Regions from separate parts of the Mus musculus genome. Here region 1 is linked to region 2. A link is a loop called in an ENCODE intact Hi-C map of the cell type or tissue named here. Cell type or tissue: gastrocnemius. All regions are shown on one strand. Each heading gives the region's core, and the rest is flanking DNA. Links, peaks and the distances in the headings are about the cores only.

Region 1 (7,655 bases), core at 1,018-6,017, 180 kb after region 2:
AAAAGACACCAGGACCATGGTAATTCTTTTTCTTTTTTTCTTTTTGATTTTTTTTTTTTTATGTTTTTTCGAGACCAGGTTTCTCTGTATAGCTCTGGCTGTCCTGGAACTCACTTTGTAGACCAGGCTGTCCTGGAACTCAGAAATCCAGGGATGTCCTGAAAAAAGGAAAGAAAAGAAGAAAAGAAAAGAAAAGAAAAGAAAAGAAAAGAAAAGAAAAGAAAAAGCATTTTAGTTATGTTCCCAGCAGGGATATAAATGCCAGCCACACATGATCTACTCCTTTCCTCTCCAGAAAGCTTAGAGGAGAAGAAAAGACCAGAGGGACTAATAGATAGTTCTCATAAAACGAATGTGTGCACCCTGGACAAGCTTGCTGTCAACCGTGCCACACCAGAGTGAGAGGATTGCCAGGAGGATGCAGCACTTGCCCTTACAGGGTGCAGTGAGCCGCTTCTCTACTACTGCCTTCTAATTCCCTGAAAGCAACTCTGGCCAGGGTCTGTCAATCTCAAACATGAAGCAAGGTTTTCTGAAAAAGGATCAGTCAGGGGCTGGAGAGACAGCTCGGTGGTTAAGAGTACTGCCTGCTCTTCCAGAGGACCTGGATTCAATTCCCAACGCCCACAAGGTAGCTCACAACCATCTGTAATTCCAGTTCCATGGATTCCAACACCATTTTCTGGCCTCTGCAGACACCAAGCACGCACATGGTAACAGACACACATACAGTAAAACCATCTATATTTGGATCAATAAAATAAAGATGAAAATTTGAGGGGGACCGGAGAGATGGCTCAGTGGTTTAGAGCACTGACTGTTTTTCCAGAGGTCCTGAGTTCAATTCCCAGCAACCATATGGTGGTTCATGACCATTTGTAATGGGATCTGATGTCCTCTTCTGGGGTGTCGGAAGACAGCTACAGTGTACTCATATAAATAAAATAAATAAGTAAATCTTTGAAAAAGAAAAAGGTAAGGAAAGAAGGAAGGAAAGAAGGAAGGAAGAAAGGAAGGAAGGAAGGAAGGAAGGAAGGAAGGAAGGAAGGAAGGAAGAAAAGGTATCCGTCATGGCTATGAGGCCTTTGTGTTGCAACAGTAGCCCTAGATCAGGACCTTTAGATATCATGAGTTGATTATTCAAACACCACAGGCACTGGGGATAAGAAAGGCCTGAGAGGCAAGGAGAAAGTCCCCTTGTGAGCCTCCAAAAGGCCATGGGAAACAGTGTCAGACAGGCCCTGCTGTGGGAGGTAACACTTGACCAAGACACAGGAAGGAACAGCACCGAGTCCCTGAGAGGGAACTGTGACGGGCTGCTCATGAGGTGGGCGTTCTTCTACAGCAGTTGAGGAGGGAGGTGTTTGATCTTTTCTGGGACTCCTGTGTGGGTTTCTGTCTGAGGACAAAGGCGGGCCTCTCATTATCTTGCTTAGTAGTAAATTTTACACTGTGTAAGTTGTCTTCCTAAAGAATGGCCATTTGTATAATGGACCATGGGTCACTAACGGGTCAGACTCCAGGTGTCCATGTATGTGTCCCTGAGGGTCATATCCTGAGTGTCCTGACTCTTTAAGTCTGGGATTTTGTCTTTGGCTTTGGGTCTTTTGTCCTCTGTCTTAGTTAAGGTTTTACTGCTGTGAACAGACACCATGACTAAGGCAACTCTTATAAGGACAACATTTTATTGGGGCTGGCTTACAGGTTCAGAGGTTCAGTCCATTATCATCAAGGCCGAAACAGGGCAGCATCTGGGTAGGCATGGTGCAGGCAGAGATGAGAGTTCTACATCTTCATCTGAAGGCTGCTAGCAGAATACTGACTTCCAGGCAGCTAGGATGAGGATCTTAAAGCCCACACCCACAGTGACACAAGCTACAGTGCACAAGCCTCAGTCATATATATATAATCTATTTGAGACCAATTTCTCTTTAGGCATTAGCTATAGTCAGATGTGCTATTTTATAAAAGAGCTTTCTTTCTTTTATCTCCTTTATAATAATATTATTACTATTACATATTATAATATATAATTATAAAAATATATGCCCTATAGTGATATTATATAATACATAGTACATTATATATTATTATTTCCTATGTAGTAGCTGCCCTGCGGGATGGGCCACGCCAGGCCAGTGGCAGGGCAGAGGAAGAGCTCAGGAGACAGGCAGAAGTGGCAGGGCAAAGGGGGGTACAGGAGACACAGGAAAGAAGAGGGTGGCATCTTGGGTATGGTCTCTGCCATCTAGGGGCTTTTTTTGTCTGGGTAGAACATTCATACAACCCTCTGGGTGGAGCTTCCTGTAGCTCTATAGAAGTTCAACCTTGAGGCTGGAGCAATGGCTCAGTGGTTAAGAGCTTTGGCTGCTATTCCAGAGGTCCTGAGTTCAATTCCCAGCAACCACATGGTGGCTCACAATTGACTGTAACTCCAGTTCCAGGGCTTCTGACTCCTTCACACAGGCAGGCAAATATATATATCACAGCAACCTACATGCTTTGTTCCAGTTGCTTCACTGAGCTGAAAACTAAGGTAGAGAGAGGAATTCACATATTCTGATGTTAACTGGGGCTCACCAGTTATAAATCTAGAGAGACAGAGAGACAGAGACAGAGAGAGGGAAGAGAAGGAGGAGCAGGAGGGGGGGAGGAGGAGGAGGAGGAGAAGGAGGAGGAGGAGGAAGAGGGGGGGGGGAGAAGGAGGAGGAGGGGGAGGAGGAGCAAGACCACCACCACATCTGGGGCTGTTACTTAGGATCCATTTACTTTGGATTTTCACTTTGCTTTTTTGAGACATCCAGCTGTCTCCCTGCCTGGCCCAGAACTCACTACATAGGCCAAATTGGCCTTGAACTCAAGAGATCCACCCATCAACCTTTGAGTGCTGAATGAAAGGTGTGTGCCACCACGCCTGGATCTACGTGTGTGTGTGTGTGTGTGTGTGTGTGTGTGTGTGTGTGTGTGTGTGTGTTATCTATTTATTTAGATACCCTACTAGGACCTGGAAGTTCTCTCTTAATCTGCCTGGGCTTCCTGGCTATGAAGCCCCAGGGATCTGCCTGTTTCTACTTCCCCTCTGCTGGGATTACAAGTTCTGTTCTTTTGTTTATTTGTTTAGGCAAGGGCCCACTATGTAGTTCTGGCTGGTCTAGAACTTGCTATGTATGCCAGGTTGGTCTCAGACTCACAGAGACCTTACCTGTCTCTGCCACCTGAGCACTGGGACTAAAGGAGTGGACCACCACATCTGGCCTCCAAAAAAAAAGTTTTAAATTTAAATCTTATTTATTTAACTAACACATGTGCTGAGAGGGTGTGGGTGTGGGGTGAACTGGGGGTGGTGGTGGTGGTGGTGGTGGTGCACACGCATGCCACAGTGCACATACAGAGGTCAGAGGACAACTTGCAGGAGTAGGTTCTGTAAGTTCAAGGAATCCCCAAATCCTGGTTTTGTGGCAAGTGTGCTCACCTGTTAAATCAATGACATTTAGAGATTAAGAGATTTTTTTTTTTAACCTGTGACATCTTCGTGATTCAGGTGTATCTTTTGCTTGGCATACTGGGCTGAAGGAGGGTTAGCAAGAAACTCTAAAAGACAGCTCTGAATGGTGGCCATTATCACTGCTAATAAAATTAAATACAGTTCCTGTGTCCATGTGTCCCCCCTAGCCCAAGGAACTGTGGGATATCTATGTGCAGCTCTGAGATTCTGCGAGACACCTTCAGACAGGCAGTGCGTGGAGCACAGGGCTGAGCCTCAGTTCTCCTGTACAGGCTCGCTGTGGGTCATCTGAGGATTTAGGAATTGAATGTGGACAGAGCTCCCTGGCACAAGGCCCCTGGGAGCAAGCACCCCTAGTCAGGGTGTCTTTTCTTCCTTTTCTCTGCCTGCTCATTCCGCATGGGGCAGCCTCGGGCCTTGAGGGGACATCAGGAGTGCGGATGTGGCATCAGCCAACCCAGAGCCACCGCGGAAGCCCCAGCTCGATTTCTAAGGCTGATGAAGAAGCAGCCTTGCTTTCCTGGGTGACAGGCAGATCAGGGGGAGGAAGGACGAGCCTTCCCTCGGGGAAGTGCAATTGTGCAGTTTATTTAAAGGAGGTTATATTTTTGGAGCCGGCCTCTTGGAACAGGAAAGTACAGTCATCGCTTCAGAAGAAAAAGAAAGAAAGAAAGAAACAAGAGTTACTGCTAAGTCCCCAGAGAGAAGTTCATTAGCAAACCGGTCAGCTAATTGCCTTCAATGTTCTTCTGGAGTTTAAAGGCTGTGCTACAATAGTAATTCGTGTCTCTGGAACAGTCCACTATAAATAGTGGGGCAATCAGAGCTAAGAGCTGCAAGGAACCGGGAAGGCGCAGGGAATAGCAAGTACCTGGAAAGCCAGTTCGTGAGTGCTGACTGAATGCACAGGCGGAAGGCAGAGGAGGCGCCTTCTCCAGCCCTGCAGCAGTGTCCCTGCCAGCCTGGCACGCAGCGTCCGTGTCCCAGAAACCTCTCCACCTCCTGGCCACAGGCACCCACTCTTGGGTCAGTGTAGGGGGTTGTAAGTCTGCCCTGGCACATGCCTGTTTTGTCTGGTCCTGAGGATCCATGTGGTAACCCATGTGGCCTTGCGTTAGCCTGGCACAAACAGCTCTGCTCCAAACAGCTAGGGCAACAGAGATGGTGGCACAAAAGTTTTAGCTTACTACAAGTGGAGGGCAACTCTCTCCTCAACTTCCAGCCCACAACCCTCTTTCCTTCTCTCCCTCCTCCTCTTAGGACCTGTGTCCTCAGGAGCCAGGTCCTGCCTGTGGACAGCTAGGGTGGGCTACCCCTGCAGAGTTTAGTCCATATGGGGAGTTAATGTAAGAGAGAAGGTGTAAGTGGTCAGACATTGTGTCTAGGAACATGTGACCAGAACAGATGGGGTAACAAGGGCTGGCCAGAATCCTGGGGACCCACTGGCACCTTGAGCTTTAGCATTGCAGCTCCCACTGGGAACCCCAAACCTCCATGGAATTCCTGATCCCTACAAGGAGCATCAATCCTCTGTGGGAAGCTATGGCCCTCCATAGACCACCTGAAAGCCCTCATATGCGAGGCCTGCCTGACCTACCATGGTGCAACCTCAATGTTCATAGAAAGGCTGACAGGGGGCAGGGACAGGGACAGGTTCCTCTGCCTCCAGAGCCTGAGGAGAACATCCCGCCTCATGAGCTTTCAATAGCTAGTGAACAAGGACAACCCAAGAGAACTCTGAGCTTGTGTGGTGAACAGTTGGCTGAGTGTCTACCTTGGATCAGGCCAGCCTCTGGCTCTGCACAGGGTTCATGTATTTATAAGAGATGACTGAGCTTGGAATTGGGAACCCCAGTTCTGTATGGGGGTGGGGTCACTGGCCTCTTTTTTTCTGCTCCCTGTAACCATAGGAGAGCAAACTACCTCTCAAGCAGAGGTTACTGGCTGTGAGCTGTGTGAGGAAGGGTCTTCCCTGTCTTTTGGTCTCCATGGTTAATGTGCAGTGTGGCACCAGTCACACTGATGGTTGTACCCCTGGATGGGGCAGAAGATGCTACCAGAGCCTAGGAGACTCAGCAAGCCTTGGGCCGGTCCTCCTTGCCTGAGTGGCCCTGACCTGCCTGGCCAGCAGTGTCAGGAAGAATGGTGTGTGCCTTGAATCTCAGTACTCAGAGGTGAAGGTAGGTGGATATCCATGACTTCGAGGTCAGCCTGTCCCTCACAAAGAGTTCCAGATCACACAGGGCTTTGTAGTGAGACCCTGTTGCAAGCAAGTGAGCAAGCAAGCAAAACAAACAAAGAGTAAGAAAAGAAATGGGAGCCAGGTGTGGTGGCGCACGCCTTTAATCACAGCACTTGGGAAGCAGAGGCAGGTGGATTTCTGAGTTCAAGGCCAGCCTGGTCTACAAAGTGAGTTCCAGGACAGCCAGGGCTATACAGAGAAACCCTGTCTCAAAAACCAAAAAAAAAAAAAAAGTTTAGCAGGGACTGGGATGGGACTTTGGCAGCCTCTTTGAGCCCCATCCTGGGATTCGATCTTTCTGAGGTTGGGGAGGCTGAGAGTTCTGGGTGAATTAGGCCAGTGTGTAAACCAGTTTTGTAAAGTGCTAAAGTAACTGGAGGGATGGGGTGAGGGGAGGCAGACAATGGGATCTGTCGGGTCCTGTCCGACAACTGTGGCAGATCTCTGCTGAAGTCCCAAGAAAGACTTAAACAGAAAACTAATAGTTGTGCGGGCAGTTCCTGCGCCATTCACTGCAGAGGTCCTGCTATCCCCGGTGATCATGCGGCTGTGGGGTACAGATGGTAGAGGGTGGCAGCCTCGCCAGCCTTTCCCCCAGCAGAGGGCCAAGTTTGCCTGCAGATGAGGCCCATGCTGGGTTGTAGATTTATTGGTCCTCCACTGCAGAATGTTTCAACTCAAGCAGATGCTGGGTCTGGCTGTGCCTTGGCTCCTGGGGGCATCCTGGGGCATCAGGGGTGATGGGTATTGACTAATGGTCCACGGCTATTGCCATTAAAAGGTAACTACCTTTTAATCTTCTTCAGGTCCCAGCCCCAGGTTAAACTTTAAACGATTTAAACAGGCACAGACGTCCACACGTCTTGACACCTGAGCAGATGGGAGGTTTGCACAACAAAGATTTTGTCAGAATTATTCCTTAAACACACCAGAGTTCTTTCCCAGCAGCTGTTACCCCAGATCCTCTCTCCCTCCTGGCAGAAGGATGCTTTTCCTGAGAAGAGCACAGGGGGCTTAAGGACAGACCAGCGGTTAAGGAAGGATGTGACCCTGCACTGTTCCCTAGAGCAATCCCCTGCTCCTTAGAAGATGTTCTTTGCTATGCAGATGAGCCTGGAAGCTGGCTGTAACTCAGGGTTGTCTTCTTTTTGTCATGGGAATGGAACCTAATTGGAGGTCAACACTGTGGGTAAACACTGGCGGAAACTTTCTCAGCAACCCTAAACTTTAATTATGTAAAGACCTTCCTTTCTCTAAGTTCCTAACAAGCCTGGTTAGCACACAACCTTCCAGTCCTGTGGGAGGCAGTCTCCTTTAGCTAAATGCCACTTTGTGTTACTTAGTATTTCCCAAGTAAGTTCATTAGTAAATTCTTTTCCTCTCCCCCTCCACCCCCCTCTCTGGTTTTTCGTTTTTTGAGACAGGGTTTCTCTGTGCAGCCCTGGCTGTCCTGAAACTCACTTTCTAGCTTCCAGCTCAGAGATCCTCCTGCCTCCGTCTCCTGAGCGCTGGATTAAAGGTGTGCGCCTCCGCCGCGCAGCGCCACTAGTGCATTTTTTCATAGCATCAATTTTACTACAGGTTTCTCTAGTATCACAGTCACTTGAATGTTGGCTGTTCCCCAGAGGCTGGCCCCCAGCTCGGCTCGATTGAAAGGTAGTGGGACCTAGTGAGAAATCCTCTGAAAGGGACGGTGAGGCCTCAGCAATGTATTTCTCTTGGCTTGTTTGTTTTTACAACCAGGACACCAAGATCAGCTCCTGTCAGAATGAGATGCATCAGAGACCACAGAGTAATGGAGCTAATTAACCATAGACTACTACTTTCCAAACAGTGAGAAAAACAAACAGGAAAAAAAGTTTTCCTTTGCACTATAAGTCCATTATCATCCACACGTGTTAAAGCGAC
Region 2 (7,655 bases), core at 1,426-6,425:
TGACCTTGTCAGAGGACTGGATCCGGAGCAGGGCAGTGGAGCACTCTTCTGTGGGAGACAGAAAGTCACCTTGGACACAGCTCCTTGCCTTGTTCCCGGTCAGCCGAGATGCTGCCAAGAGTTCTTGCTGTCCTAAGTACATGAATGAGGGCAGTGCTAGGGGAGAGGCAGGAAAATCCAAGAACCAAGATGGGGCTCCACAGGAGGCTGGCGGGCCAGACACAGCTCAAAGTGCAGACATGTACGGGCAGTCCTACATGCCTGCATGTTCTATCCCACTACAGACCAACATCTGCCCCAAGGAAAAAGAAGATGAGGGGTAGGGTGTAGGACCTAAAAGGGTCATCTGCTTTTGCTCTTTGATGGTGGCTGAAGAGGATGAACCTGGAAAAGCACTCCTGTGGAACATGATCTAGCTGTGACCTGCACTACCTAGCAAGGGTGGCAGCACTTGGCACCTAATGAACACACCATGCTTAGTGACATCCCTAAACGAATGCCATGCTCCAGCCACTTACTTACTAACCTCAGAGGACAAGATAAGATGTCAGACAAGTGTCAGGGCAGTGACGCCTGGTCCTCCCTCCATCCTGGAAGTGTGTGATAAATGTGGCCAGCTCAGCCTGCCTTACCTCTTGAGTTGGAGTAGACCACGGCTCTGTTCTCTGCCTGACACAAGATGAGCATTGCTTCCACGTTGCTGAGCTGGAGGCTGTCTCCATTTTTTACTGTGTAATGGCCAGTAGTGACAGTAAACTTGACTTTCTGAGGGATGCCAGCCAAAAGGCTATCTAAATGAAACAAGACAGCAATTACTACCTCTTTACTCCAGATAGCAGTCATGGGAGCCATGGAGAAGTGATCAGCTTTCCTTTCTTTACTGCAGAGGTTGTTAGTCCTGGGTACCATTTCCTCCTGCCTCACCTTTTCCTCTCAGTGTGGCCACAGCACCCAGCAGGACCTCACTGAGAACAAAGGACACTGCGGCCCTGCGGGAGGGGAATATCACCTGGGCTGGCAGAGTAAGATTATGGTGTTCCTAGATTATCAAGTCAGACAGGAGGCTCTGGGACAGACAGAGTAAGGAAGTGGGCAGTGGAGCTGCTCCAGAGAATGTCAGGGCAAGGGGACAGGTGAGAGTCCAGAGACAAGAGGGAAAGGCAGGAAGGGGAGGCAAGGCCATGGCAGGGAGGGGAACGACGACTAGGGCTTCCTAGGAGCAGAGCTCAGGCTGTCCCTAATACACCCCCATGCAAGAGCCCCTGGAGACAGACTGCTGAGCCTGATACCCAAGAGCATCTGCTGGTGGCCCTGACAGAAGCTGCAAAATTGAGTAGAGTGAACTGAGGAAATTTAACTGGAAAAAAGTTTTCCTTTCTGTGTTTTTTCATTTTGTTTCAAATAAAAGAAGTTTATTGTGGCTCACAGGTAAAATCAAGGATCTATAGCTAGTGATGGCCTCCCGACGCAGCCAAGGCCTTGCATGGAAAGACAAGGAGTGTGTGTGGTTTGTGTGTGCACTTGTGTGTCTGAATGTGCACCAGGAAACTGTAGTCCTTTATGTTGTTTCTGAATGGAAGAAGACAGCAGATAAAGGTGTTCCTAGTCTAAGACCTTGCCTCTCTGGTGTTCCAGAACATGACACATGGCTGCAGTCACTTGTGAATGTTTGCTCCTTCTACTTTGAAAGCTTACCAGTAGGACAGAAACTCGGGGTTTCTTAGGGCCATGCTCTGGAGTCAAGCCTACTCAGAACTTCAAAGATGAAGCCTGATAAGACTGTGAACTACGCTGTGCGATGCCACCCAAAGGGAGCCAGTTGCACAAGTCCCCTGCAGAATGCCTTTGTGTCTTACTTTCAGATACTCCATGGTAGCTAAGCATGGTGGCTAGCAATCACAGGACAATGAACATCACCACGCACAGATCTGCAGCCAGTGGCTCCCAGGCTTTTTCCACTACCCTTTCTTGGCATCCGCTGTAGGTAGACAGCAGAGGAGCAAGGTGCTGTGCAAAGTGGTACACGAGACTCTCCCTCACACCCTATGTGGCTCCCTGTGTGGCTGTAGGCCCCACTCACCAGCCAGCGGTTCCACGTGCAGCTGAGGCTCCTGAGAGTACACGTCATACTGTACAATGGGGTGGATGTGTGCCAGGACAAACCACACAGGGCCCACTGAGGCCCGAAGCTGCCGCAGCGTGTATGTTCCAGGTTCTTTGGCCTAGGGGTAAAACAAGGTACTTGGAAAGATGACACTTCATATGTTACAAGTGCTGAAGATAAAGGCAGGCTGTCCTCTTACTCAAATGCTACCTGTCTTTCCTGCATCCCTGTCCAGTGTATCACGCCTACACCTAGCTGCTCCGAGACACTGCTGGCTCTCAGGGCCTTTCTGAGCAACTGATGCTTATGGCTCAGCTTTAGCCTCCCGTGCGGTACATTCAGGGTAAGGACCTGTATGTGGTGCACTTCTCAGCAGATACTGAGTGAGGCATTCAGTTGGTACAGGCCCATTAGGGCAAGACCATATCCATGTGGGACACAAACGTCTTCCTCAGACCCTGAGCTCTCATGAGGTGAAAGGAACAGGGTATGCTCCATCTGAGAAACAAGCACAGGGCTGACACCCACACAGCCACCACTGGGAAAGCTTACACAGCAGGTCACCTTCACAACCTCCTCACACACACAGGAGCCAGCCAAGAAAACCCAACAGCAGCCAGTTAAAAAGCTAACTGAAAGTCCAAACAGAGATCTTCATAAAAACTTCATTCACTAGCTGGGGATGGTGGCTCATGCCTGTAGAGAGGCTGAGGCAGGAAGACTGCCAGGAAGCTTGAGGCTACTCTAGGCTTCACAGTGAATCCCAGGCCAGCCTGGGCTACAGTGTGAGAGCCTGTTTTAAAATAAAAACAAAACCTAAGCTTCATTCAAAAACTTATCAACAGCCAAACTACTGTGTAGAAAAGATGTAAAAAGTTGTATCTTCTCTAAAAGCAGCAGAGCCTCACAGCACTTGCTGGCTCCCTCCCCATCACCACCAACTGAGGGCCTCGCCCTGAGCCCAGCCCAGCCCATACCTGGGTCTTGAAGGCTATCTTGTTGGCGCCTGGCTGCAGGGTCACACTGCTGCACCTCAGCACGTGGGCCCCATCCTCCAGGGCCAACCCTGAGGGCGGCTCTAGAGAAGAGCCACTCTCCTGCCTCCTTAAAAGCATGTGGACATTCCTACAGATAATGCCTGTGGTGTTCAATGAGTTATCAGAGGGGCTTCTCTCCAACATCTCCGACAACTCCAGAGCGGGCAGGCTGTTCTGAGATGCAGGGAACAGTGAGGCCTCAGCTGGGAAGGTGATGATTCCATTGGAAGTCTTGTGCTTGGTCAGCCACTCGGCTGTCTTCCGGTAGTTGTTTTTTTCGATGCTGAAGTGGACATTGACAGCAATCTGGTCCACGTGGACAGGGATGGGCATCTGGCTGCATACCGTTATCTCCACAGTCAGGACACCACCCGCATGGACCACAGCATTGGGAGGGTCAAAATGGAGATCCTTCAGCCTTGCAAACTGCATGGGCAGTACCACCTTGTGACCTGCAAACATACACCATGTTCCACACTTGAACCACATCTCCTGCTGGCACTGGGAGGCAGTGTGCTGCCAGCTCAGGGACACAGGACAGAGTGCAAACCCCCCCAACCTCCCACACTCCTTCCATCATAACAGCAGACTAAACAAAGGTTTCTACAACTCTACGAATGAGCAAATTAACAACAGTAAAGATTTCCACAGCTGCTCTGGCAACTTTAGGAGGAACTGCTCCCTCAATTTCAAAATAAGACTGGTCAGCAGTCCGATTCCTAGGGTCCTCCACAAGGGACCCAAGTAACCTCTTATGCAACTTTTAGAAACTCTCCAGTAAAGAAGCCAAGTGCTCCACTGTGCCCCCGAAAGTTAGTCCTGGCATTTGCCAGTCTATAGATAGCAGAGAGACAGCTGCCCACAGTGAGCACTCTGCAGACATGGAGATGGGTGAGAACCCAGTGTTCTCTACACCGTCCTGTGTCTTCCTCTCTACAAAGGCCTTGGCTGAATCTAGGAACGGTACGGTGCTGCGGAGCCACTGAATGGCCCTGATGACCTAAGGGTGGCTGAGGGGGGGCTCAGAGGAAGTGTGCTTAGCAGGGAAGTTGAGGCTGTCACTATGGCTGTGGCTGAGCTGAGCCCATCAAAAAACTAACCAACTAACTGACCAACCGATGTCTGCCCATAAATTAAAGCAGACTTGCCACAAGTGACCTAAGAAACGGACAAATCCTTTCAGAACTCCTACTCACACATAGGGGCCAAGGAGCAGGAGGGAAAGGAGGGAATACCCTCACTCCCATCATGGCCCCTACAGCAACAAGCAGAGATGTCTGTAAAGCAAACCACCTGATGCTGCTGAGAACATCATTGGGTGGCTCTGTGGATGGGTGGGCAATTCACTTCTGCAGCCTGTGATCACACCCAGGAGCCAGAACCTTGTGGAGAAGTTGCTGTCATACTCACAACTGCTACAGACTGACTGACATATGTAACCTGCCGCATGCACATCTGTGGCATTTGGACGTGGGTCTTTGGGAGGTTAATCAGACAAAAAGAGGTCAAGTGGCACTTAGGAGAAGACATCCTGAGTGCTTGCTGTCTTTTGCACTATATCTAAGGACACAGCAAAGAAGAAACCCTCACCAGAACATGACCCTACTGTACCTGCCTATGATGGTTTTCATATGCTCGGCTCAGGGAGTGGCACTATTGGAAGGTGTGGCCCTGTTGGAGTAGGTGTGTCACTATTGGTATAGGCTTTAAGACCCACATCCTAGATGCCTGGAAGTATTCTGCCATCAACCTTCAGATGAATATGTAGAACTCTCAGCTCCCCTGCACCATGCCTGCCTGGATGCTGCAATGTTCCCATCTTGATGATAATGGACTGAACCTCAGAACCTGTAAGCCAGCCCCAATTAAATGTTGTCCTTATGAGAGTTGCCTTGGTCATAGTGTCTGTTCACAGCAGTAAAAACCTAACTAAGGCACTGCCCTTGCACTTCTAGCCTCTACAACTCAGAACAAATGCCTCCTGCTACGGCTCTTGCCACAGTGCTTTATAGTGGTAACCTGAAGGGAGAGAGTAGCATGGTGTTTCTCCTAAAAGGGCTTAGTCAACTAAATACAAGAAGCAAAACTTTTTAAGTTTCGTCTGGCCACACAAAATCATCAAGTGTCTTCCTCTAAGCACTTACCCTGAATCTCACCTTCCAGAGTCTGTAACTTGGAGACTCCCGGATGGAGACCCAGGAACAGATTCCAGAAGGTGAATTGGTCTGAATGACAGCTGGCTCAATGTCTTAGAAATAAAGAAGTGGTGTAGCACCACATGCCACACACCATGAGCCTTGAAAACACTAGAGTCAAAGGAGTCAGTTACAAGAGACTTCGTGTAATGGGAGTCTACAGAAAGAGAGGTGGCTGTGGGGACTGGAAAGGCAAGTATAGGGTTTCGTTCTAGGTAATAGATAGACTGTACCAGGAGATACACACATCTGTGCATATGCTAAAAGCCACTGAATTGTATGCTTCAAATAGGAATTCATGAACTATAAATTCTATCTCAGCAAAGCTGTTATATTTAAAAGAAGGTGCTAGTGTCTTAAAAAAATGAGAGTAAATGTTAAAAAAGAACTGAGACATATAACCAAACTTAATATATGTGCCAAGAATTAATTGATTTGTGGCTCTTCATTGAACTCCATTAAAATACAGTATGTGGGTTTGGAGAGATGGCTTCATGGGTTAGATGCTTGGCATGCATGCATGTATAGCTCAGTGTGGAACTTCAGCATCCACATAAAAGCCACTGCAGCACAGGGAGCAGAGACAGGGAAATTGCAGCAGCTGTCTGGCCAGCCAGTTTAGAAACAACAAGTTCTAGGTTCAGTGGGAGACCTTCCCTCCAAAAATAAGTGAAGTGATTAAGAAAGACATCCTGACTTCAACGCTGGCCTACACACACACATACAGAGACACATACACAGAGAGAGAGAGACAGACAGAGACAGAGACATCACACACACAGACACAGACCACCACCCCCCACCCCCCACACACACACAGGTGTGATAGCGCATGCTTAGTACTTGAGAGGCAGATGCAGGAGGATTAGTTCAAGTTTAAGACCAGGTGGGTCTACAGAGCTAATTTTACACTAGTCAGGACCAGGTGGGTCTACACAGCTAATTTTACACTAGTCAGGACCACACAGTGAGAGCATGTCTTAAAAAAAAATAAAATAAAACAAAAATTACAGCAAGTTGTGGAAATACACAGAGAGACCTGAGCCTGGGACTTCAGGTCCTGCAGGTCCCTGTGAATGCCTCTTGTGTGAGAAACTGTCTAGAGCATTCTACTTCACAGAAGCATGCTAACCTGTTTGGGTGAAGTCCAGAGCTTCACTTAGGTTCAGCAAAGAAAAAGAACTGTAGAGACAAAGATCCTCAGGTAGGTCTCACAGGCAGACAGCATGGCCTCACCCCTCTCCTTCTTTCACACCATACTGAAAATCCTGTGACACAGGATCGGCTACCAGTCTCACCTGGGTTGTCCTCTTGCTGGCTGGCAAAGCTAAGGATCTCCTGGCAGAAGTATTTCCGCTCCTCCTCTGTCAGGTGATGATCACTGGCCAGAAGACTGCTGGTCTGCAAGTAGCTGAAGTGGTGAGTTAAGGGCCAGGAGGGAGGACTAGGAGGGAGGACTAAGAGGGAGGATCTCCTGAGGAGGATGCTGGGGCAAAGAAGCTTCAGATGTCCTTGCCTAGCTTCAAAGCATGGCCCAAAGAAGAGCTGTCTTTGTTTTTTAAACATTATTAGAAAACTCAGTTAGATTTAAAAAAAGAGAGTAGACACTTGATCTATGCTCTACAGGTATACCCCACCCCTACCCCCATCCCCTGTGAGGTACACTATGAGCTGCCAGCCTACTCAGTCGTGGGCAATACTACCATATGATCACAGTTGCTTCCTGTTTTATGGCAACACTGGTCTCAAAGGATACTTTTCCATTTGCCCAAGGTGTTTTTGGCACTCTGCTAGCTGCTTCCTTGTGTGTGTGACAGGCAGGGCCCAGCCCTCAGCCAGGTAATTTTTCAAAGCTCCCTGAAGATACATTTCTGCCTTCTGTGGCGACCTTTTCCTCCTTGCAAAGTTAGCAAATAGAAGATTGTTGGGCCTCACAAGGGCCAGCACTGCAGATGTCCATGACACTTGCATGGTTTTACAATCCACCCATAGGCCTTCCCACCCCTCCTAGGAGGAAGCCATAGAGACTGCCAGGGCAGCATCTGAGCAGTGGACTATAGTGACACCATGTAGCTGTCCTGGCATCTGACACATCGCTCACCTTTCCTAGCTATTCTTCAGGTCAGTGGATAAGAGTATTTTCTTAATGATAGGTGGGACAGCCTGGCCTGGGAGAAGGGAAGGGCTTGTCCAAAGCCCTGGTAACAAGCTGAGACATGCCACACTGACCCATGCCAACAGTCTTTATAGTCCAGCCATAAAGTGTGGTCAGCTATGACTGGGCAGATACAAGCTACCTTTAGGGTTAGGAAACACTCT

Evidence for each region. Hi-C counts contacts between places; a loop is a spot of excess contacts. Peaks named below come from ENCODE experiments on the same cell type or tissue, not always from the same donor. Only the 100,000 strongest peaks of a DNase experiment are listed, where the experiment ranks them.
Region 1: a loop joins it to region 2, with 2.3 times the contacts of the local background. A loop is called at or near these places in 1 of 42 quality-filtered maps.

What each region holds. Positions count from the first base shown.
Region 1 is chr10:78,384,394-78,392,048 of GRCm38, forward strand. No RefSeq gene overlaps it. Among named protein-coding and RNA genes, the nearest start is that of Mir6907, 20 kb to the right of the region's middle. In gastrocnemius, for the core only: no CTCF peak of the experiment used is centred there; DNase peaks (open chromatin) are centred at 3,893 and 4,487; H3K4me3 peaks cover 867 bases; H3K27ac peaks cover 944 bases.
Region 2 is chr10:78,200,800-78,208,454 of GRCm38, forward strand. Trappc10 (trafficking protein particle complex 10) reads right to left here. Exons shown (of 23, transcript NM_001081055.2): 12 at 7,093-7,233; 13 at 6,635-6,747; 14 at 3,082-3,593; 15 at 2,081-2,222; 16 at 633-791; 17 at 1-48. Among named protein-coding and RNA genes, the nearest start is that of Pwp2, 19 kb to the left of the region's middle. In gastrocnemius, for the core only: no CTCF peak of the experiment used is centred there; no DNase peak of the experiment used is centred there.